Linked DNA regions of Homo sapiens: region 2 is linked to region 1. A link is an interaction called in ENCODE POLR2A ChIA-PET data of the cell type or tissue named here. Cell type or tissue: PC-3. All regions are shown on one strand. Links, peaks and the distances in the headings refer to the core of each region. The heading gives the core; the rest is flanking DNA. Region 1 overlaps TANC2 (tetratricopeptide repeat, ankyrin repeat and coiled-coil containing 2). Region 2 overlaps TANC2 (tetratricopeptide repeat, ankyrin repeat and coiled-coil containing 2).

Evidence for each region. Peaks named below come from ENCODE experiments on the same cell type or tissue, not always from the same donor. Only the 100,000 strongest peaks of a DNase experiment are listed, where the experiment ranks them.
Region 2: POLR2A ChIA-PET joins it to region 1 with 5 read pairs; 3 of 35 experiments call an interaction of 5 or more read pairs at or near these places.

Annotation. Positions count from the first base shown.
Region 1 is chr17:63,379,976-63,396,233 of GRCh38, forward strand. TANC2 (tetratricopeptide repeat, ankyrin repeat and coiled-coil containing 2) reads left to right here. Exons shown (of 28, transcript NM_001394998.1): 16 at 8,660-8,782; 17 at 9,333-9,569; 18 at 15,768-15,953. It overlaps LOC105371856 (a long non-coding RNA gene), which reads right to left. Exons shown (of 4, transcript NR_188626.1): 3 at 8,014-8,113; 4 at 1,256-1,520. Among named protein-coding and RNA genes, the nearest start is that of CYB561, 58 kb to the right of the region's middle. RefSeq lists an enhancer at 1,233-1,527 and a silencer at 1,233-1,527. In PC-3, for the core only: no CTCF peak of the experiment used is centred there; no DNase peak of the experiment used is centred there.
Region 2 is chr17:63,323,413-63,339,670 of GRCh38, forward strand. The region is part of intron 11 of TANC2 (tetratricopeptide repeat, ankyrin repeat and coiled-coil containing 2); the gene reads left to right. It also overlaps the pseudogene DENRP3. Among named protein-coding and RNA genes, the nearest start is that of CYB561, 110 kb to the right of the region's middle. In PC-3, for the core only: no CTCF peak of the experiment used is centred there; a DNase peak (open chromatin) is centred at 10,659; H3K27ac peaks cover 1,210 bases.

The DNA of each region.
Region 1 (16,258 bases), core at 6,056-11,055:
CCTAGGCCTTTAGAACTACATTGTACATCTCCCAGTGTAACTAACTGATAGGCTTTTCAGGAAATGTATATGTATAATCATTGACAAGGTGCATATACACCTATAGATGTGTGCTCCATACATGACCTATCATCTCCTGAGGACAGTCATATTGTAGCAATTAGTTGCAGGTTTTCATGATGTCTAAAAAATCACTGAGGGCAATTACTCTTTCCATTTTTTAAAATTGTTTTAGTGACAATAATAACATTCCTGGTGCTATGACTTTCAAACCAACACTAACCTTCCTTGGAGCTACTTCCCCCAAATCTCTCTTCAAATTATATCCCAGTTTTTCTCCCATTAGTTTGAAAACCTTTAAGAACTCTATAACATCAGCTTCTCTCTCAGCCTTCAGAAGGCTGAAATGGAGGACCAAAAAGAGGACACATAATTTGTTTGTGCATGTATGCATTCATTTGTTTATTCATCACTTACTGAGGCATTAAACTGGGTACTAGAGATACAAAAACAAAAAAGATACAATCCCTAATCTTAAGGAATTTGTAGTTCAGATAACAGTTTTGGGTTAACCCACAAAAGTGGAGAAGGAAGTTACTGTGCTAATTTTTCTGTCCCACAGTCTGAGAGTTCCAATCCCTACAGCCTTTTCAGAATTCTTTTCCTGCCTCAGGATGGAGAATATGGGTATCTTAAACAGTTCTCTGGGTCAGGCTTCCCCCACAGGATATTGTTAAAAAATGAAACCATTGTCTTCAGAGAGAAAGATGGCATTAAGGATAACTTCAAGAGCCTAGCAAATTCTTCCCAATATATAAGCACAGAGCCAGAGCAGCCTGGTCATCAGATGGACAGAAGTGAAACCCACAGTGACAAATCTTGTATTTGAATCTTACTTGTCTTGTCTAACAAATCACTGTACCAAAAATGACCTTACTTAGTAGGAGCAGAGTGGAGCTAAAATAACTGGCAAGGTATGGCATTCCAGTTTCAAGCAGACTAAAAAGTAGCTAATAATTCCATAAACTCTAAGAGCATTGTCCTGCTGTTAGATAGTAACTGAAAGACAGTAACTTAAGCATTAACCTTTTAGCATCACTATCTGCCTAGAATCAGATGCAAAAATGAAGCTAATCCCTGCCTTTGCTGCCCCATAAAATAAATACCACATTCACAGAGAAGTAGCATGAAGCTTCATTTGACCAAGCTTCATTTGACGAAGTATTTTATCCCATACATGGAAACGTACATTTAAACATGCCCTCCTGTCATTAGCACAGTTTTATCTTATACTGATGCAGACAGCATGGTTGCCTGAGATAAGACTGGCTCCATGTGTGATTCAAGCCATAAATACTCTAGTGTACAGCATATGGTGGTGACGTGACTGCAAGCTGAAGAATGAAGACTTGGACTATGGTTTTCCTGGTGCTGCAGTTTACAGGATCCTTTAAATGCAGTGTTCCCTGTTGAGAGGCTTTAACTTCTCCCAAACTGCTAGAATTCTCAATCTGCACCAGCTGTGGGTCAAAGACAAATATAGACTTTATGGTTAGAAATAGTTCCACTTGAAACTTCTATTCAGCAGTGACACACAATCCAATGGGTACTTTTTTCCAATTAATTTTACATTTCTCTGGTTTTATATTCATAAAGGTGATGTTTGTAAATAACCCGCTTTAAAGAAGCTCATTGGATAAGCCCCCAAGGTTAGTTTTTGCCATGATCTTCAGATACCTGAGCCACAGCTAAAGATCCCTAAGATGAGATTGCTCTTGTTTCTTCATGCTTTCCCTGTTTTCTTAAGTATTCAAAAATCTTGAGCAAGCTTATCACTGGCTGCTAAACAGTTTTGTAAATTTAGATTCTAAGGAAGGGACTCCATTACCATTTATTGCCGACAAAAAGATCCCTTACCTGAGCAATAGTTACAGATACTGAAGAGGCACTTTTTCAAGCTATTCGAACATAAAATTCTCTTTAAGAAACCATGAGCTTAGAATTTAATTATGCATTATTTTTGGCTACATCCTGGCTGGTAATGGGATCACACTTCTCTGCCTGTCATCTTTGTTGAATTGAACCAAACTGACGCTCTTTTCTCCCGTACTTCACAGGAACAAAGGGTCAACTCCACTAACCAGAAGAAATCAAAAGTCCATAGTACAAGTAAAGCTAGTATTCCAAATCCAAAGCTATGTATTTCAGGCGTATTTCTTATGTATCTAGTCCAGCCTCAGTGCGGTTCTCAGTGCTGCTTTGTGGTCCATTTACTGGACCATTTAGTTGACATTCATTTACCAAGGTCCATTCTTACTCAGCTCCTTTTCCCATTTCTTTTTCCTCTAGCTCTTAATAAAGCCAACTAATGAAACAAACAGCCTAACTTGTGAGTCACTGAAAAAGATCAAAGCTACCAAGTGTGACTTCCTTTAACTATTTTCCTCCCCTCACCAGCAAATCAATCTATATCATTATCAATTCTTACCTCTTTTTTTCTTGTTTTAGAAGAAAAGATGTTCCTATTCCTCTTTAATTGCATTATGAAATATAGAAAAGTACAGATAATTGCATGTAATCAAATATTATCTACCAGATTTAACAAATGTTAACATTTTTCCATGTTTGCTTCAAATATTTTTCTTTATTTTTAAGAAATGAATGTAACAAATATAATAGATAACGCTTTTGTATTTCTCTTTTACCCCATTTCTCTGTCTCCCTTAGAGATAACTCCTATTCTAAATGTGTTGGGATTTAGCACATGCTAACACCCCTAACATGTTCTTCTCATCTATATTTTACACTTTTCCAATGTAGGTTCCTGTTCATAAACAATATATACAACTATTTTGGGTTTTTTAATGCTATAAGATTCTATAACTTTTTTCTCTTTTTCACTCAGCATTCTGTCTTTGAGATTTCTCTATAGATGTAGGTCAGTGATTTTCAACTCTGGCTATACATTAGATTCTCTTGCAGAGTTTTTTTAAAAATACACACACATTCCTGAGCCTTACTCCCAGAGATTATGAGTCATTGTTCTGGAGTAGAACCTAGGCTTCATTTTTAAAATAGACTTTATTTCTTAGACCAATTTTAGGCTTATATAAAAGTTGAACAGAAAGTACAGAGTTCCCACATACTCCCCCAACCACAATTTTCCCTATTATTAACATCTTGTACTGATGTGGTACATTTGTTACAATTGAGGAACCAATAGTGATACATTATTATTAGCTGCAGTCCATCCTTTATGTTAGGGTCCACTCTGTGTTGTACAGCTCTGTCGATTTTGCCAAATGCATAATGTCATGTATCCACCATTAAGTATCTCAGCATAGTTTCATTGCACTAAAATTCCTTTATCCGCCACCTATTCATTCCTCTCCCCTTACCCTCCTCAACCCCTGGCAACCACTGATCTTTTTACTGTTTCTGTAGTTTTGCTTTTCCCAGAATGTCATATAGTTGGAATCACACAACATGTAGAATGTTCAGACTGGCTCCTTTCACTTAGCAATATGCATTTAAGATTTCTACATGTCTTTTTTGGCTTGATAGTTCATTTCTTTTTATTGCTGAATAATATTTCACTATAAGGATTTACTACATTTTATTTAGCCATTCATCTATTAAAGGACATCTTGGTTGCTTCCAATTTTGGCAATTATGAATAAAGCTTCTATAAACACTAAGAGGCAGGTTTTTATGTGAACATAATTTTCAGCTCATTTGAGTAAATGCCTTAGTAGTGCAATTACCAGATTGTATGGTAAGACTATGTTTAGCTTGCAAGACATTGCCAGACTAGTTTCCAAAGTGGCTGTGCCATTTTGCATTCCCACCGGCAGCGACTGATCAGTAGTATTTTTGAAAAGCTTCCCAGGTAATTCTAATGTGCACCCCAGCTAGTTGAGAAACCACTATTCTTTTCTTTTCCTGTTTGAAAAAAATCACTATTCCACATCATTAATTTAAAGATGGCAGTATAGCAAGCATGGTAATTAAGAGATCAGACTCTAAAAACAGACTGAGTTCAAACCCTGTCTCTCTTAATTCCTGACTGTATGACTTTAAGCAAGTTGTTTAACTTTTTTTTTTATATTTTTGGAGACAAGGTCTTACTCTTCACCCCGGCTGGAGTATAGTGGCACAATCACAGCTTACTGCAGCCTTGAACTCCTGGGCTCAAGCAGTCTTCCCACCTCAGCCTCCCAAGTAGCTAGGACTACAGGCAAACAGTACTACACCTGGCTAATTATTTTTATTTTTTGTAGAGATGGGGGTCTCACCATGTTGCCCAGGCTGGTCTTGAACTGCTAGTCTCAAGCCGTCCTCCCTCCTTGGCCTCCCAAAGTGCTGGGATTACCACCACTAATCTTACTAATCTTTAAAATGGCAATAATATTAGCCCTTACTAAGTGGTTGTGAGGATTTAATTCATTAATATATATAATCCTCAGAAGAGGGGCTAGGATCTCTAAAGGCTACACACATATATATATTTGGGGTTAAGAGTCACCAAAATATAGGTGACTCTTACCTACATTTAATAGTTATATATATAAATGTTATATATGTAACAATTATAGTAGAAGCCCCTTTATATCTTTCCCTTACCCCATTCTCCTCCCTCCCCAGTGATAACCCTTATCCTAAAGTTAGCATACATATGTCAACAGAAAGGTAACTGTTACAGGTCTTAGACACAATTTTACTTTAATTTAATAGTTGGGAAAAAAGCATATAATGCTTAGTTGAATTCATAAGTGTGATGTCTTAGGAGTAGAAGAAATTGTCTGGGATTAAAAAGGACAATTTTGGAGAAGAGGGCCAAGGATGGAAAATGGTTTGGAATTAAAGGTAAAGGGAGAAAGCAGCAATCAGCTGTTTTGTCTGTTTTAGTCTATTATAGTTGCTACTTTTTCAGCTAAGATCAGAGAAGTGAGGTCCTGAATCAGGTGCCAATTACTTTTCCTTTTTTTAGTTGGTATAATGGAAGGAACATGAACTTTAGAGTAAAAACAGATTTGGCCTCTAATTCTAGCTCCAGGAGTTGTGTTCCCTCCTAAATAAAAATAGTGATAAATTCTACCTCCTAGGGCTGTTGTGAAGATTAGATTACATTAGAGAAGCTAAATCTGGAAAGGCCCTAGCACAGAACCTGACACATTGTAGATCTGAATAAATGTCAGATTTCCTGCCTTTTTTTCCTTCAACCATCATATGTAAGACATGTCTTCCATTGCTAAAAGCTTCCTCTGTTAGACTATGGATATTTCTTAATGCTGATTTTTCTCTCTGAATTCGTTAATATAGTTTATCATTCCTCAAAAGGTCTTGAGGCCCACACATATTATAAATTAGGAGATTGAGGCCCAAGTGGGGAGTCACAGCTAAGCTTCCTGGTCTTCCAGGATCTACAGTGCAGGTGTGCTCAAGAACCTAACTTGTCTGGACTCCAACCCTGAGTAACATTTAGAATTCTTCCTAAAAGATCTGGAACTATTCTATTTCATATGCCAAAATAACAATCAGAACTACTTAGTGATGTATTTGCTTCAGTTTTGTTTGCATGTAAACTGCATGGCCAAATGAGAGTTTGTAATTGATGTCCCTGTTACTTGCACAAATTAAAAGAGCTTCTGAAGTAATAATGAGCAATCAGAAGCTGCCCTTACCCACCTTTCCTACTGTTTTCTGTTTACCCAGCTCTGGGTGCCTACATGGGTACTATAGTAGACAGATTCAGAACAGAGCCCAGCCTCCTCAAGGCCAGAGAGAATATGGACTATGTAGAAATTAGGTAGCCATTTTTAAATAATCGAGGAGGATGAAAAGGGAAATAATCTTGTGGTGTGAGGGGTTAAAACTGGATTCTGTTTCAGCCTCCCAGCATAGGATTGTGTTTCTGGGCACCCAAAGGTCTACTCTGCTAGGATTTGACCCAGCCTTTTGGCTCATGCTCTTAGGATAGAATGGAACGAGAGGATACGTAGAAATAATTAGCACCATCCTTCCTCATTTTATCAAGCTGTGGATTTTTTGTTGAGAATGTATAAACACTTGCAGCCACTTTGATAAAGCCATGTCAAAATGTCGCAAAATATATCAACTTCTTGAGGCATATTCTATAGATATATATGCATAGGTGTATAAAGATACATGTACATGGATGATTATTAAAAGCTATAATAGTGAGGGAGAACAAAGCCTAGAACTACCTAGTAATATGAAAGTGTTTTAAAGCCAGTAACAGTGTATGGACCTTATGTGAATCCCAATTCAAACCAAAAAAATTTTAGTTCCTTTTTTTAGCTAATCAAGGGAATTTGAACACTGTTGGGATATTTCATATTATAGAATCCTTCTTAGTTTTAGGTATGTTTTAAAGAGTTCATATCTGTTGAGAGACACTGACTAAAATAATTAAATATTAACTGATAAAATATCTGGGATTTTTCAAAATAATCCCATCAAGGGAAGGGGATATGAGCAGGAATGTAAATAATACAAGGTTGGCCATGAGTTGAAAATTACTGAAGTGAGGTGATGGGTACATGAGAGCTTTACTATACTATTCCTCTCTACTTTTGTAAATACATTTTAAATTTTCCTTAATCAAAAATGTTTAATAAAGTAAATTTTACGTTGTTTATATGCACTTGTATGTATGTATTTTGCGTATATATAGAAAATGTGTTAAATAATAAACACTAATGTGTTAATAGGAGTCACCTCTTAGGATTGAGATGGGAGGTTTATTTTTAATACCATATTATTTTATTTGATTTTTATAACAAATTTGTATTATTTTTATAATTTCAAAAACTGAAATGTAGAAGTCTTTTTTCCTTCTGTTTTTTGGTGGTTGTTGTTTTTTGGTTTTTTTGAGACAAAGCCTCACGGTGTTGCCCAGGCTGGAGTGCAGTAGCACGATCACTGCTCACCACAGCCTCAAACTCCCGGGCTCAAGCGATCCTCCCACCTCAGCCTCCCAAGTAGCTGGGACCACAGGCATGCACCAGCATGCCTGGCTAATATTTTAATTTTTTTGTAAAGATGTAGTCTCCCTACATTTCCCTGGTCTCAAGCTCCTGGGCCCAAGCAATCCTCCCACCACCACCTCCCAAAGTGCTGGGATTACAGACATGTACCACTGCACCTGGCTGAAAATAAAATTTTTAATAGGAAAGTTCAATGATTTAATTTTTGGTTGCATCAGAATATCCCCACAGGGAGAAAAAAAAAGGTGCCTGTGTCGGAAAAGCCTTTAAAACGTTCGTGTATCTAGCCTTCCCACAGCATTATTCACCTTTCAGCCTTTCCTCTAGTGTGAGAATTCCCTCTACAGGAAGTTTTTTCCTAACCCACTTTAGAGACCCTGAACTCTCTATGGGAAGACCTTGACCACCATGACTAGAGGTCTTGTTAGATGAATTTATAACTCATAAGTTACTGACACATTCCTCCTTTGTAGATGCCCCTTCCCTAGTATGCCGCATAAACACACCTTCCTGATTTTGGGTATATGTAGGTATTCTAGGCAAGAACATTCTATATTTCAGGGACAAAGAAAGCAGAAGTAGCTTAAGTTTTTAAAAGAAGTACCTCCCTATATCTCTTATTACAACCCAAATTTCATTGTTAATATCTTCCTGCCCTCAGGATTTCCTTCTTTAACTGATTTGATCCAGATATTGACAGAAGAGTAAGATGATTGTCAGAGAGTGTCTAACAATCAGGAGATCTGAAGAACAAATTATTCTAACTTCCTTCTGGGGAAGCCCATGTGAAAAGGACAAATATTAGTACATGTCGTGGGACCTGTGCCAGTGATACTAGGAGAAAATTTGTTGCGGATGGAAATCAAGCCTGTATTGCTGTTTTTTTCCTGAGGATAAGCATATGTAATCATTTTGGGATATATTAGTTAAGGTGAAGAACACTAGCTGCTATTGACAAACCTGCAAAATCTCAATGACTTAACAAAGATTTATTTCTCCTTACATCACAGTACAGTGCAGATGTCTGGGCAGGCTCCTTCCGTGTAGTAGTTCTAAAATCACCTTGGGCCTCAGAATTCTCCATTGGATCTTCTACATCTGGCCTGTAATCAAAAGGAACAATAGAAAGTGTAGAGAAATATGCAGGAAGTTTTGGAGCCAAGCCTGGACATGACATATTATTTATGCCCTAATTTTATTCACCAGAATTCAGTCACATGGCCTACCTAACTGTAAAGGAGCCTGGGAAATAGAGTTTTTCCAAATGTTCAGGAAGAAAATGAAATGGAAATCCGTGATCACATTGCATTATTTCTGCCACAGTGTGTAATTTAGTAACTTGAATTTAAGAGATTTATTGAAGAAGGCTAATAAAAAAGATATGGAAAAATAAATTATATCCAGATAGAAAAGAGAGGTGTTGAGTAGACGTGTTGCTAAGGGCTGCAGAGATGGAGACTGTTTCAGTTAGCTTGTTCCTGCAGGACTGGTCTTTGTCCCCCCACCTAGGCTTTGCTTGGCATGAACATTGTTAGGGTGAGACTCCGCTCTCATTCATTAGTACCAAAAACAAAGAGGCCACTAATTCACCACTGATGCTACTTTTTTTTGCTGGGCTACTAATTTAATTGTCTGTATTTCTTATTCAGGGTTTGAGTAAAAAAGTTGGTGTATCATCCTCCATCCTCCAAGGTCTCTGGATCTCTTATAGCACAGAAGGTCTTTCCATGGCACTGGCGTCTTTACGAAATCTCTACACTCCAAATATAAAGGTAAATTTATAAAGAAATTATAAATATGATAAGGAATTAACTATGAAAAAATAAAACTAGAAGGACATTAAGTAGCTATTTAGTTGATCTTTGACTTGTCTTTCTTATTAGCCTTTTATTGATAATTTAATATATTTTAAATTGTTAAATTTTATTCTATAAATTAGAGACTAGCTCCATTGTCCTCTTAACTTCTATAAGCTGACTCTGACATATGGGATCAGGTCCTGCTGGTTCCAAAGAGTAAATTGATCTCAGGTAGCCTTTGTCTTGGTAGGAGCTTTTCTGACCAAGAGCTCACTTCGTAGAGACTATGTTCAGCACTACAGTATAGGAGGCAATTGCTCTAGTTACTATGCCATTTATGTAAAGGAGATATTTTACATTATCTACCAAAGGAAAAGAAAAAGGAGCAAATGAGATTATAAAATAAAGCAATTACTAAATGCTACTAGACACTGTTGTAGAATGTTAGATGGTTTAATAAAAGATGACTAAAAGGATGTGACTCCTGTTTGTCTAATTATTAGTTCTGTTTGTTTATTTCTAGGTCAGCCGACTGCTGATTTTGGGAGGTGCCAATATTAATTACCGGACAGAGGTTTTAAATAATGCTCCAATTCTATGTGTTCAGTCCCATCTTGGTTACACAGAAATGGTAGCCCTGCTGCTGGAGTTCGGGGCCAACGTGGATGCCTCTTCTGAAAGTGGCCTGACTCCCCTGGGATATGCTGCAGCAGCAGGGTACCTGAGCATTGTGGTGCTGCTGTGCAAGAAACGGGCCAAGGTACTGGCTGCCCAGCTCTGCTGCTTTTCTTCCCTTTTTCTTTATTTTCGATGCATACTCTTTCTTATCTCCAGTGTTACTTCATGAGTCTGGGTAGAGTATATCAAACCATGATGGAGAGGAGATCAGAGAGAGTGCTGGTTCTGCATATGTGCAGGGCCACTGCCATCCATCCTGCAGGAGCACACAGTTCTAAACCCTTTGAGAGGTGCTTGGGAAACTGCATTTATCCGTAACCACAAAAAGTTTCTACATAACAACCCAGAAATGATCTATTGAGCTCAGAAGAAGCCTCTTTTTAACAAAGAGAGGAAGGAGAAGTGAGGAAGCCAGGAGACTGCAGTGGCAGGTCTGGACCAAATGACACCTGCAGGCTCTAAGCCTTTCATGTGTAGAGAAGAAAACTTAGCCATGGAGATGAGAACAGGACCAGACACCTTCATCCTGTCCTTGAAGACCACCACTCTAGAGATAAGGGGAGAAGATGATTCTCCCTATTTATACTCAGACTGACCAAGGGCACCTCGAAGTGCTTCTGTTAGTACTGATCAGTTCTCTGAAAATATTTCCAAAATATGTTTGCTTTATGTATAAAAACTCGATTTCACAATATTGGTGAAAAGAAAAATGCTGGTCTCACAAATGTGGGCCTCTGGGAAAAAAAAGTCTGGCCTCATAGTATTTTGTTTCAGTCCTGAAAACAAACTGAGGACTTTAGTGGTTTCATAGTGAAATACAAGTCATAGTATGACTTCATTCTGCGGTATTCAGTGCTGTTACGAGGGGAGAAAGTGGGACTCCTCCACTCCTTTGGGAACTGAGACGTAGGCCTCTCAATGACATCTCAGAGCCTTAGAAGTTTACTGTAGCACAGTGATTGTGCACCTGTGACATCCCATTCATTTGAATGGACACCTCTAGGAACAATGATAACTGGGCCTCGTTACTATTTTCGTTTTCTTTTTAGAGACAAAGTCTTGTTCTGTTGCCTAGGCCAGAGTGCAGTGGCATGATTGTAGCTCACTGCAGTCTTCAGCCTCCCCAGTAGCCAGGAGTATAGGTATGTGCCACCACACTCAGCTTTATTTTTTTCCTATTTTGTAGAGGCAGGGTCTTGCTATATTGCTCGGAGGTTTGCTAAAACTCGTTGGATCAAGAGATCCTCCCACTGTGGCCTCCCAAAGCGCTAGGATTACAAGCATGAGCCACGGCAGCCAGCCCTTCTTACTATTGCTGTCACTTCATATTCTGATCTTAGCTGGGTCTTTCCTGCTGTTCAGCCCTTACACTGCCAAGCCATCCTTTTCTTCATCTTTCATTGTTTTCCCCAGAGCAGAAATGTAACTCATATGTACTTCTTTCAAGATCCTATCACGCCTCTTCTGCCCTTCATCACTGTGATCGAGCTCATCTCAAGGTGCCTGTATCTCAAAACTCTTATCAGTTCTTACGTACGCTCACCTCTACTTTGCCTTAGAGAAGGAAGTACTTACCTTCCTTTCCAGAGCAATTGTCTCCTCCTCTACACTCTTAACCCACGGTGTTGCTCATTCTCTCACGTTATTTCATTCTTTTTCTAAATTCACACTACCTTTTTTCTCAGTTTCTACAAACCTATGAATGTAGAAACCTACCTAACCTAAAAAAGAAATGTTCCTCTCCCTTGCTAACCAGAAGCAACATCCCATCTCTTCCCTTTCACCTCTGCCAAACCTGTCCTAAGAGTCCTCTATACTGGCTACATTCACCTCTTTATTACTCCTTAACCACTTGCATTCTGGCTTCCATGAATGAGAGAGGAGGCAACTCATTAAAATGATAAGCTTTAGGATCAGACACAACTGGGTTAAATCCTGTGTCCATACTTAATTTATACAAGGGCTTGAACAAGTCACTTAACCTCTCTCAATCGCACTTTTCATCTATAAAAAGGGTGTTAAAAGAGTCAGTGTAAGCATTGAAAGAGATAAAGCCTTTTTTTAAAAGAGGTGTTAAAGTCTCTTTTAATCTTATATAGTGCCTAATAAATAGTATCTGTAAAAAAGAAAATAACCCAACCTCCCTACATTCTACCAAGCTGCTCTTTTAAAAGTCACTAATGACTGCCATTCACCAAATAAAGCAGCTTTGTCTTATTCCTCACATCTCTGAGCCCCTCCATAGTATTAGCAATAATAAACCTTTTTTTTTTTTTTTTTTTAAACAGAGCCTGGCTCTGTTGCCTAGGCTGGAGTGCAGTGGCACCATTCTTGGCTCACTGCAGCCTCTGCCTCCTGGGTTCAAGCAATTCCCCTGCCTCAGCCTCCCAAGTAGCTGGGACTACAGGCGCACACCACCACGCCTGGCTAATTTTTGTATTTTTAGTAGAGATGGGGTTTCACCATGTTGGCCAGGCTGGTCTTGAACTCCTGACCTCAGGTGATCCACCCACCTTGGCCTCCCAAAGTGCTGGGATTACAGGCGTGAGCCACCGTGCTCGGCCAGTAGTAAACTTTTAATGTCATTTCCCACTTCTCTGGCTGCCCCTCTCTTCTTCTTCTGATAGAACTGTTCACTGAGATCCTCTGGTCTTCCTTCCGTCCTCATACTCGCCATGGCTTCAGCATTAAAGTCATAGGCTTTGGCGTCAAACCCGACTGGGTTCTAGTTCTCCTACCTACATTTTGGTGACTCTTAACCCCAAATTGCTAATTTCTGAAAGTGTTTTTGAGCTGTAGTTTCACATTTGTAACTGCTTCCTTGGCAGGCATGTTCATATCCCTGACTAGTTAGTTCCTCAGATCCAGCTTTCTAAAATCACTCAGCATCTTTACCCTCCTCTTTCTGGATTTTCAAAGTCTGCTAATGTAGCCTCCGTTTTTCTCAGAACTAGGGAGTCATTGACATCTTTCCCTCCTTTGCCCTTCCTAATTCATTTAGTGGCCAGCACTTTTCAATGTTATCCTCAAAAGAGCTTGAGAAGCTACTCCTTGGTCTCTACCCCAACTGCCACTATCCCCCTGAATTATTCTTGGAGTCTTCTTGTGTAACAAACCCGTTTTTCAGATTCTCATCTCATCTATTACACACCATCCCCTTAGCTTTTGTAGAGCTTTTATTTTGAAGTAATTTTAGACTTTCAAAGATACTGCAAAAATAGTGCAGAGACCCAACACAAAGAAATGATACACGTTTGAGGTGATGGGTATGCTAATTACCCTAATTTGATCATTACACATTGCATACATGTATCAAAATATCACACTGTACCCCATAAATATGTACAATTATTGTGTCAATTTAAAATAATAAAAGTAAATAAAATAATTCTCTTGTAGGCAAAAAAAAATGCATAGAGTTTCTATATATCCTCCATTCAGCTTCTCCTAATGTTAACAGCCTAAGTAATTGTAGTCTCATTATCAAAACCAGGAAAGTAATTTGGTGATAATACTATTAACTAATCTACAGACCTTACTGAAATTTGTCCAACTGTCCCACTGATCATTTTTGCATTAGAGAATCCAGGTCAGGATCTCACATTACATTTAGTGTTGTGCCTCCTTAGTCTCCTCCAACCTGTGAGAGTTTCTCAGTCTTTGTTGATCTTTTATGAGCTTGACAGTTTTGAAGAATACCAGCCAGTTGTTCTGTAGAATGTTTTTCAATTTTAGTTTATCTAATGTTTTCTCACTGTGAGATTGAGTGTATATATTTTTGGCAAGAATACCACGTAAGCAATGCTGTACCCTTATAAAAATGCAGCACTAGAAGTCCCTGCTGTTGATAGGTCTTATTACAGGTGGTGTTAACCTCAGTCACTTGGCTACCCTAGACCTGCTCACCAACACACTGACCATATATCAGTGATGATGCGACATTGTCCAAGAAAGTACATACCAAGGCCACCGCACAATACCTGTCCAAAAAGGCCTCCAATACGGAATAATGTTCTTCATTATTTCAGAAGTCTTTTTCTTCGCTGGATTCTTCTGAGCATTTGATCACTCTAGCTTAATCCCTACTCCAGAATTAGGAGGACATTGACCCCCAACAGGCATCTAAGGTAATGTCTTCCAGGTTTCTCAGCTCTGAAGTTACTGTTTTTCCTTTTGTAATTAAGAAATATCTTTTAGGGTTATGCTTTTGAGACTAGAAAGACAGACATCCTGGTTCTTGTCATACTTTTGTCCACTAATATTAGGATCCATCAGTGATTCTTGCTGCAGTAAGTATTATTATTATTATTATTATTTTTTTTTTTTGAGAGGAGTTTCACTCTTGTCGCCCAGGCTGGAGTGCAATGGCATGATCTCAGCTCACTGCAATCTCCGCCTCCCAGGTTCAAGTGATTCTCCTGCCTCACCCTCCGGAGTAGCTGGGATTACAGGCACCCACCACCACACCCAGCTAATTTTTGTATTTTTTAATAGAGATGGGGTTTCACCATGTTGGCCAGGCTGGTCTCGAACTCGTGACCTCAGGTGATCCACCCGCCTCGGCCTCCCAAAGTGCTGGGATTACAGGCATGAGCCACCATGCCCAGCCACTGCAATAATTATTGCTTTGATGTTTGCCTAACAGTGATTTTCTACTTCCATCATTCCCTCAACATGTATTAATTGAGATGTTACTGAAAGGGAAAGCGATCCCTTCTCCCCCATGTATTTATTCAAGTATTTATTGATATTGCTATGAAGTCATGGATATTTATTTTATTCCATAGCCTGAAATCCATTACCATTATTATTCATTTTCATTGTTCACCTTGCCCCAGATTTGGCCATTGGGAACTCCTTCAAACTGATTCCTGTGTCCTTTCAACTTCCCTCTATTAATTTTTGAGCATTTTCAGACTTTCTGACACCACAAGATGTTCTAGTCTCATCTCTTACCCCAGTCCTGGAATCAACCATTTCTCCAAGGAGCCATGGTTTCTTTTATCCATTCGCTTAGTTTTTGAAAATACAGTTCTGAGCATGAAAACACTCAATGACTTCACTGCCTATTGGTTACAATTCAGACCACTTAGCCTGGCATTCAGAAATATCCATGCTCTGTCCCAAAAGACCTTTTCCGCCTTAGAGTTTAAACTTCCCTTTCATGTGCCCTACTCTTACAAAAAGTAGAATACATTAATCATTTTCCATCTCAGCCAGTCAAGATAGACCTTTCTGTCTGAATCTGTTCCTGATTCTAGCCAGGAATTAATCTTTCCTTCCTCTGAAATGTTATTTCACTTTTACATTCCTTTAAATTTATTGTATACTCCTTTGTTGGACAGGCTCTTGTCACATTGGTCACATCTCCCCTACCTTGTTGGAGAGTCCTTGAGAGCAGAACCTATATATTTACTGTCTTATTCACCTAAGTGGTACTTTGCCACATACTCTGTATTCAGTAAATATTCACTATGTGGATGGCTGGATGGAACTGAAATCAGTAGGAAAGCCAGAAACAGAACTTATATTTTCAACTGATCTAACTACCGCAGGACAAGTACCACCTACCTACCAGAAAAGGCTACTCATCTAATGAAAGGCTACTCATCTGTTGAAACGAAGGCCCTTCTGGTAAATCAATCTTGATCAGGGTCTTCTTTCAGCCTAAACTTGTAACCAACACTGAAATTATGAAGACTGCTACTGGTGCACTAAGCCAGAAGTGCCTCTAGCCATTTGGGGCAGATCTTTGAGAGTCCTCCCTCCTGCTGGAAGAGAGAAGCAGACTTTGCCAAAGTTTGGTGGTCAAATGATTCATGATGTGAGATGTTTTGCTTCTTTGGAAGGCCAAAAAATTGTAGCTTCATAATGTTTTTCTTCCCTTTTTTGATTTCAAAGATAATTTTTTTTATGCCAGCAGAGCTACCAGTTTCTCAAATCTTGGTCTAAAATGAACTATTTGAGGAGACAAAGAAGAATTTACCTCAGGAAGACGAAGCTCAAACTGAGAGTTTTGGTTTTTGTTTTTCTTGGAATGCAAAAAAAAAGTCTGACCTTTTCTGAGGAAAAGAAGTTCTTCCCAGAGGGACATTTAGCATAGTTGTAGCTCAGTAATAATCTAGGCTGAGCAGAGTCTCCTGAATTTGCTCAGAGATTGGTTCCAGGAGTGGAAAGGATGATTCTTAGTAGCCTAGGCTTGTGCAGTGGCGGATGTGACTAGATTGCGAGCTCAGCCACAAGTCTGTGTTCACACATATCTCCTGTCCTCTCCTCTTAGGTGGATCATTTGGATAAGAACGGGCAGTGTGCTTTGGTTCATGCTGCACTCCGAGGTCATCTGGAGGTTGTCAAGTTTTTGATTCAGTGTGACTGGACGATGGCCGGCCAGCAGCAAGGAGTATTTAAGAAGAGCCATGCCATCCAACAGGCCCTCATTGCTGCAGCCAGCATGGGTTATACTGAGGTAAGAAGTAGGCAATAGGATTGTTTTTTCAAGCTCTGTATTGAAGGACCCAGGAAACCAGGAGAAAAGATTGCACGAAGACAAAATTGCCAACCAAATTAATGTGAATTCGTGATCGCTGCTCTGAATAATAAGGAGATTAAACTCCATGAAGCACTTTACTCAAATGCCAAAGTCCCTCAAATTATAGGTATAGAAAGGTGCGAGTTGGAAAGGACCGTGGAAATGATATAATTATTCTCCATGTTTTCCTCCCTGTTTAACAGACAGTGGCACCAAGGCTCAAAGAGATGAATTATTGAGGT
Region 2 (16,258 bases), core at 8,604-13,603, 54 kb before region 1:
GTTGGCATCTCTCGAGCGTGTCTCCACTTAACATTACATATTTCTTCTAAAGCATAATCACAGTAGAGGGACAGGGAGATCTCATTCAGGGCCTTTCCTGGATATGTGAATTTAACTCCAACAGAGATTTCTCTAGGTTTTGAATCTGTTGTGCCCCTGTGGTAATACACACAAAATTCACGAGACAAGGAGAAGTTGGCCTCCCTTTATGGAAGGCTTAATGTGTGTTATGGGCTTAGTGCTATTTACCTTATATTTGCTATATCATTTCTTCATTTTTACCTTAACCCTATGAGGTACATCATTATCTCATTTTACAGATGAAGAAACAGTGACTTCAGTGATTAATTTTTTCAAAGTCATACTGTTAATAAATAACGAAGTGAGGATTCAGAGTCAGTATCCTCCCCTGTAATGTGAATACTATGGTTATCCCCATTTTACAAATGAGGAAATAGAGGCTCTGAGGTTAAATAACTTGCTTGAGACCATAAGCTAGTACATGACTGAGTCAAGATTTAAACTGAGGCAGGCAAAGTCTATACTCTTAACCACTGCACGAAGCTGCTTCTCTAGTGTGACAGGAAGGAATTTAGTTTAGTGTTATTTCGAAAAATCCATCCATCATTTAAGGTGGCTTCACAGCAAGAAAATTATAATGAAGATGTACTTTCAGTCATTTTGCTGACCTAAAATTCTTCTTCAAAAAAGGTTTTTATGCAACTAGAATCTCCCAACACATTAAGCAAGTTGTCACTGACAGTCCTTAGATTAAGAAGCTAACATATCTGAAATGAGTTCATTAGAGAAAACAGCTAATTTTAGGAAGTGTCACAGAGATACAAAAAGCAAAGGTTTTTTTTCCCAAGGAAATCTATGTAAGAAAAAAAGTAAATGTCATCCTTGCCAAGAGACAAGTTCTGTACTATACCAGGGGGTGTCAAATGATCATGGTTCCTGAAATTGTTGCAGTCACTATTAAAGCTGTCAGCCAAAGAAGTAGTCATTTCAGTAATCCTTTAATATTGAGCATTTTGAACATAATATGGAAATGTAAGCCAGAAACATGCACACACACACACATACATACACAGAAAATGAAAAACAATAATGAAGAATAAGATTTTATTTGTGTTGTAGTGATTATTTTTAAAAATATTTTCATTTAGTAGAAATGAGATCCAAACTAAACAACACATACCCCATAGATGATGTTTTATAAAATTTGTCTAGGGCTTTTCTTCTCTAAAAATTAACACTGACGTTTTACTGTCAGACCCAGATTTCATCTACATTTGGAACACTGAATATGGGAAAACAGCCTTGTTGTTTATTGTTAATTTCTATGTTGTTTTTATTTTCTACCTCTTCCACTAGAATGGGTCAGTGTTTAAATGTTCACCACCATATCCCCAGCTCCTACACAATGCATGGCACATAAATATTTGAATGAAGAAATTCTAGTCAATTCTCTGTACTGAGTAATCTTTCTAAAACATTTGTTTTTTGCTACTTAAAGCCATCAAATAGCTCCTCCTTGCCCTTGAATGAAATCCAAACTCCCTTCTTAAAATATCATAAAAATTGTAATGAAAGGACCTCTGCTTTTCCCAGGACCGGTTATTTTAGACTACATAATTCTTTGTGTGGGGTGGGGGGCGGGGGGCGGGCAGGGGCAAGGCGGATGTTGTCCTGTCTACTATAGGATATTTAGAAGAAGTGACCTTGACCTCTGTGCTACCAGTAGCACTCCCTCAACCTCTAATTAAGACAACCAGAAACGTCTCCAGAAATTGCCAAATGTTTCCTGGGGAGCAAAACCACTGCCAGTGGAAAACCTCGCCATGCCCTATCTTCCACCATTCCCCACTCACTTATATGCTAGCCACACTAAAATTGATTTCAGTTCCTTGAAAGTAAAAAGCTATGTCTTGCCTTAGGGCCTTTGCATACTTTTTTCCCCTGCCTGGAAAACTACCACACCTTGGTTCACCCCTTGTCCTTCTTCATGTCTCAGCTTAAATATTGCTTCTTCTAAAAAAGCTTTCTCTGGCTCTCCTAAATTACCTTAAGGTGCCCCAGCTGTGTGTTGCCCTAGCACCCTATGTTTCCTCTCTTCTATCACACTATTATTATTACTTGTTTAATTGCCTCTGTTTCCTGCTAAACTGTGGAGGGCAGACAGGGGTCATAGCTATATTACTCATTATTATAGCTTTAAAACCTAGCACAGTGCCTGATATACAATGGAAGTTCAATTAATATTTGTGAATGAATGAAAATGTTAGTGTTTTCTATTAGGAAATCTTGGAGTATTCAGCTGGGTACTTATACATGATAGTGGTTCCCAACCAATTTATAAGGTCAATTCAGAATCAGATTCATGTGTTCCGGGAATGAATCTTGTTTGAGAATCTGGAATTCCACCAATCCTCTAAGACAAAGTTTCATAAACTGTAGATTGAATGTACTTAGACTGTTTATGTGTGCCAGATCAGCATCTCTAGGAATTCCAGATGAACTAAATAAATTAGCCGCTTTTCTTTAAAATTTGTATTTGTTATCGGCCCTAACCTCCTTTGGCTCAAGTAATCAGTAATGTATAATTGAATAGTAGCAATATACAGGATACAGCTGTTTAGATCTAGAATTATAACAAAGATAAACATTATCCTGATCTCAGCTACAGCTAATTAAACAACAGGGCTCTGACTACGAGCCATTGAGGCATACTGTAAAGCCTAAATCAAAACGGTGTGTTTCTAGTATGTGAATAGACAAGTGGAATAGAATAAAAAGTTCAGAATTAGACCCAAGGACATGTGGACACTTAGTGTATGATGAAGGCAGTATTTCAGATCATTGGGATAAAGGTGGACTTTTTAATTAAATGGGCTGAGACAACTAAATAACCATATAGATAACTCATATCTCACACCATGCACAAGAATAAGCAAATGGATTAAGGATCTAAATATTTAAAAATGAAACCATGCAACTAATGGAAGAAAACTTAGTAACTTTCTCTTTAACCTTGGTGAAGAGAAAGGCTTTCTAGGATCTAAAGCTAGAGGAATAGAAGAAAAGATTGACAAATTTGGCCACGTGAAAAAATTTTACCAGCCTGGGCAACATAGTGAGACCCTGTTTCTATGAAGAAAAAAAAAATTAGCTGAGCGTAATGACAAGTGCTTATAGTCCCAGCTACTCAGGGTGCTGAGGTGGAAGGATTGCTTGAGCCCAAGAGGTATGGGCTGCAGTGAGCCACAATCATGCCACTGCACTCCAGCCTGGGTGATAGAGTGAGACTGTCAAAAACAACAACAACAACAACAAAAAAAAAACTTCTAATGTTGCATGACCAAAAAATACCAGAAACAAAGTCAAAAGACAACTGATAAACTGAGAGAAAATATTGACAAAAGAGCTCAAAAGTACAGGCAACAAAAGGAAAAATAGACAAATGGAATGACATGTAAACTAAAAACCTTTTGCACAGCAAAGGAAACAGTTAACAAAGTGAGGAGACAATTCACAGAAGGGGAGAAAATCTTTGAAAACCATACATCTGATAAGGAGTTAATATCTAAAATATAAAAGGAACTCAGACAATTCAATGGCAAAAAACAACCTGATTAAAAAAATGGGCAAAGGACCTGAACAGACATTTCTCAAAAGAAGGCATACATGTGGCCAGCAGGTACATGAAAAAATGCTCAGCATAACTAATCATTAAGGAAATGCAAATTAAAACCACATTGAGATATCATCTCACACCAATTAGAATGGCTTTTGCCAAAAAGACGAAAGATAAGTGTTGGCAAGGATGTGGAGAAAAGGGCACTCTTTACGTTGTTGGTGGGAATGTAAATTAGTACAGCCATTATGGAAAACAGCATGGAGGTTCCTCAAAAAACTAAAAATAGAGCTATCATATGATCCAGTAATCCTGCTTCCAAGTATATATGCAAAGAAACTGAAATCAATGTCAAAGGGATAGCCACACGCCCATGTTCATTGCAGCATCATTTGCAGTAGCCAAGATATGGAACCAAGCTGAATGGATTCTTTAAGTGTGTTATTTTTTTAAAAAAGCAGTTTGGAAATTTCTCAAAGAACTTAAAACAGAGTTACTGTTGAACCCAACAATCCCATTACTGGGTATATACCCAAAGAAATATAAATTGTTCTATATATAAATATAAAGACATGTGTCCATGTGTTCATCGCAGCACTTTTCACAATAGCAAAGCCATGGAATCAACCTAGATGCCTATCAGTGGTGGCCTGGATAAAGAAAATGTGGTACATATACACCATGGAATACTGTGCAGCCATTAAAAAAAAAGAATGAAATCATTCATGGTTTTTTTTATTATACTTTAAGTTTTAGGGTACATGTGCACAATGTGCAGGTTAGTTACATATGTATACATGTGCCATGCTGGTGTGCTGCACCCATTAACTCATCATTTAGCATTAGGTATAACTGCTAATGCTATCCCTCCCCACTCCCCCCACCTCACAACAGTCTCCAGAGTGTGATGTTCCCCTTCCTGTGTCCATGTGTTCTCATTGTTCAATTCCCACCTATGAGTGAGAACATGCGGTGTTTGGTTTTTACAGCAACATGGATGCAGCCGGAGGCCATCATGCTTAGCAAATTGATACAGGAACAGAATACCAAATACTGCATGTTCTTGCTAATAAATGGGAGCTAAACATTGAGTACACATGGACACAAGAAAGAGAATAACAGACACTGGGGCTCACTTGAGGGTGGAAAGTAGGAGGAAGGTGAGGATACTACCTGTCGGGTACTATGCTCACTGTGGGTGACAGTCATCTGTACACCAAACCCCAAGCAATTTACCCATTAACAAACCTGCCCATGTACTTTCTGAACCTAAAATAAAAGTTGGAAGAAAAACAGAATTTTAAAACATGGTATGTGTATGTGTATATGTGTGTGTGTGTGTGTGTGTGTGTGTGTGTATTCATTGTGTGTGTGTGTTTGTATAATAGAATACTACTTAGCCTTTAAAAAGAAGGAAATCCTGTCTTTTGCAAGAATAGGGATAAAACTGAAGGACATTATGCTAAGTTAAATAAGCCAGAAACAGAAAGACAAATACTGCATGATCTTTCTTATATGTGGAATCTAAAAAAGTTAAACTCATAGAAGTAAACAGTAGAAAGATAGTTACCAGAGACTGGGAGTGTGAAGAAGGAAGGAATGGGAGAAGTTGTTGATCACAGGTGATCAACAACTTCTCCCTTGTACAAATTTTCAGATAGATAGGAAGAATAAGTTTTAAGATCTGTTACAAAGCAGGGCAACTACAATAATATATTTCAAAATAACTAACTTTTAAGTGTTTCACCATAAAAAATGATACAATAGGGAGGTGATACATGTCAATTAGCTTGGTTTCATCATTCCACATTATATACATATATCAAAACATCACATTGTACCCCATAAATGTATGCAATTATGATTAGTCAATCAAACATAATAATTTAAAAATCTACCACTTGTCAACTTTTAGCATAGTATCAAAGAAAAACATCCACCTTCCCTTCTCCAACATATGACTGGCATTTCGTCTTGTACTTGAATCCAAAACAGTTTCTTGGAGCATACTGAATGCAGAGGCAGATTTGGGAGTCTATTGCAAAAATTTACACAGTGCCACTTTCTGAAATGTTTGCTTTGAAAAATAGTTATTTTCATAAAACATATTCTTAGATGTCAGCATGATAGATTTATTATTTTTTTAATGAATCAATAAAAATTTTAAGAAAAATTATAGCATATACTACAGATAAAGAGTTAATATCTCTTATATTTAAAGAACTCTTTAAAATTGAGGAAAAGACCAAAACATGATGAAAAAATGGGAAAAAAATAAACAGACAACTCACAAAAAAGATTAAAATGGCCTTGAAACATTTTGAAACATGTTCAAACTCATAACTAAAGAAATGCAAACTAAATCAATACTGAGATACCAGTTTTTTACCTATCAACTAGCAAAAATTTTAAAACATGACAATTTAAAAACTATTCTGTTGTCAAGGCTGTGGGAAAACAGACACTCTCATACTGGAGCACGCCTGTCAACACCATTTTTCTGAGAGCATGTGTTTGCTTCATGTCTCCATGTCACATTTGGTAATGCTTGCAATATTTCAAACTTTTTAATTATTACTATATTTGTTATGGTAATCTGCGATCAGTAGTCTTTGATGTTACCATTGTAATTGGTTTCAGATACCATGAAGACAGCAAATTTAATAAATGTTTTATGTGTTCCGATGACTCTACTGACCAGCCATTCCCCCATCTCTGTCTCCTTGGGCCTCCCTATTCTCTGAGACACAATATTGAAATTAGGCCAATGAATAACATCATAATGGCCTCCAAGTGTTCAAGTAAAAAGAAGAACTGCACATCTCTCACATTAAATCAAAAGCTAGAAACAATTAAATTTAGTGAGGAAGGCATGTCAAAAACCCAAAATAGGCTGAAAGCTAGGCCTCTTGCACCAAGCAAGTAATCAAGTTTTGAGTATAAGGGAAAAGTTCTTGAAGGAAATTAAAAGTGCTGCTTTAGTGAACACATGAACAGTAAGAAAGCAAAACAAGCTTTTTGCTGATACAGAGAAAATTTTAGTGGTCTAGTTAGAAAATCAAACCAGCCACAAAATTTTCTATAAGCCAAAGCCTAATCCAGAGTAAGGCCCTAACTCTCTTCAATTCTATGAAGGCTGAGAGAGGTGAGGAAGCTTCAGAAAAAGAGTTTGAAGGTAACAGAGGTTGATTCATGAGGTTTAAGGAAAGAAGCCATCTCCATAACATAAAAGTGCAAGGTGAAGCAGTACGTGCTGATACACGAGCTGTAGCAAGTTATCCAGAAGATCCAGCTAAGATAATTGATGAAAGTGGCTACACTTAAACCATAGATTTTCCTTTTTTTTCATTGTTTTACTTTACATCTTTATTACATATTTTCTGAGACTTTATTTTAAAAAAAAAATTTATTCAGGATCATAATTTGCATGACAATAAACAATGGTTTCGTGGGTTCCAAATTCTTAAAGGTGACCATACCAATTTAAAATACAAGTCATCTTTTTGATTTGCAGCACCTGACTTAAAATATAATTCATCTAATGCATTCATTAAAAGTGTCCGTTCTTTTATAAGAAAGATATGTTTTAATTGCTGTTTTCCAGACTGTTAAACATGGGTATATATTATTTTTAATTGGTTAGCAGAATTTTACTCACATAATTTATAGCCACAACAAGAGCCTCTAGCCTCTCTGAATGGACTTCCACTGAGAACAATGATGATAATAAATATCTAAAATGTAGGCGGAGCGCGGTGGCTCCTGCCTGTAATCCTAGCACTTTGAGAGGCCGAGGTGGGTGGATAACCTGAGGTCAGGAGTTCGAGACCAGCCTGGTCAACATGGTGAAACCCCATCTCTACTAAAAATACAAAAATTAGCCAGGCATGATGGCGCATGCCTGTAATCCCAGCTACTTGGGAGGCTGAGGCAGGAGAATTGCTTGAACCCGGGAGGCAGAGGTTGCAGTGAGCCGAGATGACACCATTGCACTCCAGCCTGGGCAACAAGAGTGAAACTCCATCCCAAAAAATAATAATGTATCTGGGGTGTGCCCCTACTTGACATTGCCAAGTGTGTTTCCAAATATTCTTAGAAAATATGGTTTTTAAACACATGCATAATATTCTACCACATGATGCATTATCACTTCTTTAACCATTTATTTCCTAATTGTTTATATTATTTGCAACTTTTTGATATATAAATAACATTGTGATCCATACCTTCATTCATAAGTTTTATGCAAGACTGATTATTTCTTTAGAATGATGTCAAAGAAGTGGCTTACTAGTATAAACAGTGCAAATGGTCTAAAGGCTTTTAGTGTACTTTACCAAATAATTTCCAGAATAGCTTGAACAAATCCCACCAACAGTATGTTATTGTGCCCACGAAGTGGACTTGATAACAGTGAAGCAAATTCAACCACAAATCTATTAGATTCTCATCCATCTCTAAACTGTCATGTCAAAGAAGCAAGGTATTCTTCTTCGTATTACTGGTGAGGAAGCCAAATTGGAATGCTTTTTAAAAATCACTCAGCATTAGATCAGTAAAATAATCAACAGAAATGCTTCCCACAAAAAGATCTGGGTTTTTCAAAAAGAATTAAGAAGAGAGGGAAAAGTCAGTAGCAAATGACCAGAATTTTTTGTCTAAATTCTATTTCATACGTAGACAATCTCTCCTATTTATTTGACTTTGGCAATAAAAAACCAAACAACCTTGTACAGAACAGTGAAAACGCCAAGAATGAAGCCTACAGTTTTACTGTAAGATAAGAGTGTGTGTGTGTGTGTGTGTCTGTGTGTGTGTGTGTGTGTGTGTGTGTGTGTGTGTATTTATTTATATTTAAAAGACTTCTCTCCATTTGGCGGTATCAACTCTCAGTTCCAGCCGTTAAATACAGACGTATTTTCAAAACTACATATTTACTTCTTCAAGATCTTCGATGCTGTCATCATCCACCTCTGGCTGTTTTTTCTGAATGATATCAATTATGCCATCTGTAGAGTCTTCCTGAATAATTTCATCCTCCCCTGTTACCGAGGTACCACAGGAGAATTTTTGAGCAGAAAAATCTTTGTGCTTCTTTAAGATCAACTTCAAAAGTTGCAAAGCCACACACTGTTTTTACATATTTCTTCTTTGCTCTGGGAATTTTGGCTATAATAACCTTTTATGGTACAGTCTCCTTTTTTGGTTTTATTTGACCCCTTCCACCTCTCTTCTGTTTTTTCTTCTCCCCTTCCCCTGCTATTCCTTGACCCTTACTAATTCCACTTCTTGATTGGGTGAATTTTCTACAGTAAGTTTTTCAAATTCATTTCATTTAGCAACAACAGGCATATATTCACAGTACCCTGTTGGTAATGAACAGACTCTGCAATAAAGGACTCAAAGTGAGTAATCAGCATCTAACTTGGCACTGTTCCTTGGGCCTCCTTTGCAATCAGCCCCACTGGATTTAGAAATGCCAGCAGCCATTTCACAAACCCAGGTGGTCACACAGGCCCCGCTGCCTCTACTTCTACCACTATGGCCAGTTGAAGTGACATACAGCTTGTCTTCCCTGGCCAGGGCCACCCGAGAGCAATGATAGATTCTTAATGTAGACAGAATAGCCTTCTGTGGGTAGCTGGTGCCACCTAGGACTTTCATAGCTAGAGAGAAGTCAATGCCTGCCTTGAGAGCCTCAAAAGACAGGCTGACACTCTTGTTAGGGACTAATGTAGCTGGTGACTTTCAGTTAAAGCCAATGTTCATTTACCATTCCAAAAATTCTAGGGCCCTTAAGAATGATGCTAAATCTACTCTACCTGTGCTCTGTAAATGAAGCAACAAAACCTGGATGATAGCACATCTGTTTACAGCATGGTTTACTGATTATTTTAAGCCCACTATTGAGATCTACACAGAAAAAAAGATAACTTTCAAAATACTACTCCTCATGGACAATACATCTAGTCACCTAAGAGCTCTGATGGTGACATACAAGGAGATTATTATTGTTGTCATGTCTGCTAACACAACATTCTTTAGGCCTTGGATCAAGGAGTAATTTTGACTTTTAAGTCTTGTAACTTAAGAAATACTTTTCATGAGGCTAGAACTCCCATAGATAATGATTGTTCTGATGGATCTGGGCAAAGTAAATTGAAAAGGATTTTCAAGATTTTCATCTGGAAAAGATTCACCATTCTAGATGCCATTAAGAACATCTATGATTCATAGGAGGTCAATATTAACATTACTAGGAGTTTGGAAGAAATTAATTTTAACCATAATGGATGACCTTGAGAGAGGTTCAAGACTTCAGTGGAGGAAGTAACTGCAGATATGGCAGAAATAATAAGAGGACTAGAATTGTAAGTGGAGCCTGAAGATGTGACTGAATTGCTATCATCTCTTGATAAAACTTGAATGGATGTGGGGTTGCTTCCTATGGAAGAGCAAAGAAAATGGTTTCTTAAGATGGAATCTGTACTTGGTAAAGATGCTGTGAGCATTGTAAAAATAACAATAAGGGATTTAGAATATTACATATACTTCGTTGATAAAGTAGTGCCAGGGTTTGAGAGGATTAACTCCAGCTTTGAAAGAAGTTCTCCTATGGGTAAAATCCTATCAAAGAGTATCACATACTACAGAGAAATCTTTCATGAAAGGAAGAGCCAATTAATGCAGCAAACTTTATTGTCTTATTTTAAGCAGTTGCCACAGTCACCCATCCTTCAGCAATCACCACCCTAATCAGTCAGCAGCCATCAACATCGAGGGAAGACCCCCCTACACAAGCAAAAAGAGGATTCACTGGAGGCTCATGTGATCATTAGCATTTTTAACAATAAAGTATTTTTAAATTAGGGTATGTACATGTTTTTAGACATAATGCTATTGCACACTTAATAGATTATAGTGTAAACATAACTTTTATATGCACAGGGAAATCAAAAAAATTGAGTGACTCACCTTATTGCTCTGTTTGTTTTATTTTGGTGACCTGGAACAAAACCCACAGTATCTCCAAGGTATGCCTTTATACGTACTTGTATTTCTTAGCTCTGTTCAGTGAGAACCCAAAAACAATGACACATCAATACAATAATCACAACTGGTGTCCACATCTTTTTTCTTAATATCATTCTCCAATAAAAAGAACAGAGGCTTTTTAGAGAAGTAGATGATCCCAGAGGCAGGGAAAATACAAAATAAGTCTAGAACATCTTTTGGTGCCAAAAAGCAAGAACTTGCTCAAAAAAAGATAGAGGCTTCTTGAAATAACACAGCAGTCAACCTGAAGGAAATCCTAGTGACTAAAGCTGGAACAAATTGAGCAACAAAATTAATATAGTATTGAATTATAACCAATAGGATAAAATAAGCCCATACTTATTAAATCAATAATAAATAAATAAATGGGAGATAAGGGAGAACTCTTTCTTCCAATAGGATTCTAATTAATAAATGTAGAAAGAAACAAAGAGGGGAATAGAAAATCACTATTAGGCAAACACTCAGGAAATACTGCTGCAGACAAGATCCACTGATAGATACTAAAATTAATGGGCAAAAGTTTAAGGAGAAACAGGATTTGCATAGCCTCAAACATCTCCCTTAAGATATTTATTAACTACAAAGGGAAAGATGATAGTAGAAGAACCTAGCAGAACCTTAACAAAGTGATCAAGGGCAACATTACCAGTTGTGTTAGGCCATTCTTGCATTGCTATAAAGAAATGAGACTGGGTAATTTCTAAAGAAAAGAGGTTTGATTGAATAGTCCTGCAGGCTGTATGAGCATGGCATGTGTCCAGCTTCTGAGGAGGCCTTGGGGAGCTTTCATTCATGGTGGAAGGTGAGATGCTAGCAGGCACATCACATGGCCAGAGCAGAGCAGGAGGTGGGTTGGGGAGGTGCTACACACTTTTAAATGACCAGATCTTGTGAGAACTCACTCACTGTGGTGAGGACAGCACCAAGCCTTGAGGGATCTGCCCCCATGACCCAAACACCTCCCTCCAGGCTGCATCTCCAACATTGGGAATTACATTTCAGTCTGAGATTTGGGCAGGGACAAATATCCAAACTCTACCACCAGTAGAAAAACATCACTATCATGAACCCTGTGATATGATCCACAAAGAGGGATAAAACACTCTTTTTCTGGTATTCTTGACAAAAATTCTCAGTTACATCATGAGAAAACATCAGACAAACCCAAAATGAGAGTCATTCAACAAAATAACTGATCAGTACCCTTCAAAAGTGTCAAGATGGCCGGGCACGGTGGCTCATGCCTGTAATCCCAACACTTTGGGAGGCCGAGGTGGGCAGATCACAAGGTCAGGAGTTCGAGACCAGCCTGGCCAATATAGTGAAACCCCACCTCTACTAAAAATACAGAAAAATTAGCCGGGCATGGTGGTGTGCACCTGTAATCCCAGCTACTCAGGAGGTTGAGACAGGAGAATCACGTGAACCTGGGAGGCGGAGGTTGCAGTGAGCCGAGATCGCACCATTGCACTCTAGCCCAGGCAACAGTGCGAGACTCTTTCTCAAAAAAAAAAAAAAAGTGTCAAGGAAATAGAAGACAAAGACTAAGGATCTCTTACAGACTCCAGAAGACTAAAGAAAAATAACTAAATACAGTATGGGGTCCTGGATAGAATCCAGGAACAGGAAAAGACATAGTGGAAAAACTGTAAAATTTGAATAATGTCTATAGGTAATAGTATTGCCAATGTTAATTTCCTGGTTTTGATAATTTTGCTATGGTTATGTAAGATGTTAATAATAAGGGAAGCTGGATGAGGGATAAATAGAAAGTCTGTGTACTACTTTTGCAACATTTCTGTAAGTCTAAAGTTAGTTCAAAGTAAAAAATTAAAAAATAAATAAAAGTCCTACTGCCAAAAAAAAAAATGGTAGGGCTCCAAGCTGGAAAATTACTGAGGCAGAACTCTAGCCTGGGATCTATTCTTAGCATCTAGTCCCAGCATGAGGATTAGAATCAGAATTGAGGGACTAAGAGAAAAGGAAGAGAGAGTTGTTATTTATGGTGAGCCACCAAGTCCCAAAAATATTAAAAATCAAACTTTAGAGTTGGAAGGGTTTTGCTGATTAGGAAATCAATCGGGTGGTAGTGAGGAAGAAGACATTCACAGAAGGAGTAATGAAAAGGAACATGGAGAGTAAGCGTGTGACAGCTGCAATATTAGTTTAAGTGATACAAATGCCAGTCAGTATGGAAATTAGAATTTTATTTCCAAACAAATTTCAGATATTCAAAGCTGCCTTCACTTTATGTGAGATTAGCTTAATTCTGTCACTGATCCTTCATTTGAAGTAGAAAATGGTCTATGGAGAGTGAAGGCCTGTGACTCAACGCAAGCGTGACATTTTTGCTGCCACTCAGTCCCTTTGATGAAGTTTATGACTAGTTTTATCATTTTTTATATACAGCATTAAATCAAGAGATTTTATACACAAGGCTGTATTGACTTCTAGTCTTTTCTTTCTGTATATAGCCCACAGGCCTGCCCTTTTCTTTCTTCCCTCACAAGAGTAACCTAAAACTTACTTGCTATCTTCCTCCAAAGAAATAATGCAACTCTGCTCATATCAGATATGCTGTGGATGAAATTGTTTTAAGAAAAAGTTTAGGAATTTAACAGAAGGAAAAGTTGAAATGAAAAAAATAATGTAAGAAAGACATAGCTAAAAAATGAAATTTAAACAAGTTACTTTGAAAGACAAGAATTCGCCAAGGAGAAAGGTTTTACCTGCTGATTTATTATGAGTAGACTAATCCTGAACCATTCCCAAGGAGCTGTAATAGTAGTGACTATGTATGATGACTTTCTCAAAGGTGTAGGGAGTGATCTAATATCTCTTACCAAGCGCGCTGGTACTAATGAGAAACTGAAGGGAAAAAAATCTACATTTTCAGGCTTGTTTTCTATTTTTATACAGAGGGAAAGTTATACGTAATATTAATAGAAAATTTGGAGGAAGTAACAGATGTTTTTGACAGATTGTATGTGCATATACCTACTACGTAACTACTTTAAAAGTCTAGTAAATAATCTATTTTGAGCCACAGTGCAAATCTAATGAAGATGTTGCCTGAATTCTGCAGATGCATCAAGACTTTATATTTGGAATGCCAAAGAAATATCTAAAAATTAAAAGAGAGGCAGCCACAGAAGGTGCAACTTTATTTATTTATTTTTAATATTCTTAGTTAAATTTTCTGCCTCATACCTTTGTGGATATCATATTTTTTACTATAATTCTAAGTAGTTATTGCTGGAGTCAAAAATGTTATTAATTTTTACAAGAAAATCTTGTACCAAAAATCTTGAACTCTATTAATTCTAATAGCTTGTTTTTCTCTATATAGATAACTATATATTTTAATAATAAAAACTATCTTTTCCATTTAAGTCTCTGCTCTTCCTATTTCTTTTCTTTTTCTTTATAGTGCTACCCACAATCACTCGTATTATATTGGATAGTAATGGTGAAAGTGGGCATCTTTGGCTTCTTTCCAATCTTTTTTTTTTTTTTAAATTTTATTTTAAGGTCAGAGGCACACGTGCACATTTATTATATAGGTAAACTCATGTCACAGGAATTTGTTATACAGAGTATTTCATCACCCGGGCATTAAGCCTAGTACCCATTAGCTATTTTTACTGATCCTCTCCCTCCTCCCACTCTCCGCCCTCCGGTAGGCCCCAGTTGTTGTTTCCCTCTACATGCCTATGTGTTCTCATCTTTTAGCTCTCACTTATAAGTGAGAACATGCAGTATTTGGTTTTCTGTTCTTGCATTAGTTTGCTAAAGATAGTGGCCTCCAGTTCCATCCGTGTTCCTGAGGAGGACATGATCTCATTCTGTTGTACAGCTGCATAGTATTCCATGGTGTATATGTACCACATTGTTTTTATGCAGTCTGCCATTGATGGGCGTTAAGGTTGATTCCATGTCTTTGCTATTGTGAATAGTGCTGCAGTGAACATACGTGTGCATGTGTCTTTATGATAGAATGATTTGTATTTCTTTGGATTTATACCCAGTAATGGGATTGCTGAGTTGAACGGTAGTTCTGTTTTAGGTCTTTGAGGAATCGCTACACTTTTCAACAATGATTGAACTAATTTACACTCCCACCAACAGTGTATAAGCATTCCTTTTTCTCCACAACCTCACCAGCACAGAAGGTGCAACTTCAGCATTGTCTTTTAGATGAAACATTCAGCCAAGAGCACAGATGGGTTTTTTTTAATAAAATCAGTAAAATAATGCTTTTTCTAAATATCACAATTTTTATCTTTAAAATGGTATCTTCTTACTTTAGGATGTTGCAGCTGATTTTCTCAGCTGTGCTTAGCCTCAACATGTGGAATCAATTGAAGTGAAATATGATGAAAGTTTATATTGATGTAGAGGTTTGCTGTTTGCTTTTTATCAAGTGGAGATTTGTACCCATGTAGACCTAACCACTGGCATTCACTGTTCATTGAGAGGACAGATCAATTGCTGACAGCCTTTCTCTTTAGGTTCCTTACATTCTGTTTAAGATAGATAAAATACAGTAGGTAAAATAATCACCAGTCTATCTGAAGAAAAGTGGAGATTTTTAAAATACAACCTCTGATTTCCACTTTCCATATTGTGCTCAGACTTCATTGCTTCACTCACAGGCAATTCCTATCTTCAGTTTTGTATATGTAGTAACATTTCCTGTATTGTTTGGGGTTTTTTTATGTTTAATGAGAAGGATTTCAGGTGTTTAAAAAATATCGACATTTCCAACATGTGTTAGAAGAACTAGGATGACCATACCAGTAGATGAGGAGTCTTTTCAAAGCAGAGCTCTTTAGTAGATGACTGGCAGATGCCTGATGAGTTAGAGGTGGTGTTCTCGAAGAGAGGCCTGAAGAGCTGGAGTTCATATGTCTATGAGTGCCCCTAGGACAGATTTCAGTTGCCGGTATATAGGCACAAAGCTAAGTAGCTGAAAAAGACAGTATACAGATCCTTAAGAATGATGGCAGTGAGGAGGATAAAGATGGTGATGATAAATGGCAGCATCAGCTGACATTGCTGTGATTAGTAGGTGCTGAGCACCATGCTGAGTGCTTTCTCTACATTCAAGCTGAATCTCCCCCTTCCAGTTTGGTATTTTCTACACAGTCCAATCCCTTTTCTGGGTAGTAATGAGCCAGAAAAGTGGTCCAGATTAAAATCCCCTTTGTACTTGCCGTGGAGGCAAAGAGAACAGCCAGAAGACCTGGGGTGAGTGCTGTGCAGATTCTAACAAACAAAAAACAGACCCTAGAACTCCAGGTCCTAGCCAGGCAGCCCAGACCCTGGATGGTATTAATGCTTATAAATTTTCCATGTTCTTTGATTTTAAGACCTACATCTAACAAAAATCTCACTCCTTTCCTTCTTCCTTTTATCTAATTCTGATACTCTTTTTCTGTCTCTGCCTGGGTGCTCAGAAAACATTTAATGCTAATTTTAAAATCTGAATTACTTTATTTTTATAAGACTTAGTTTATAACACACCTGTAATCCAAAAATTGATAGAAGTATATGTGTTTG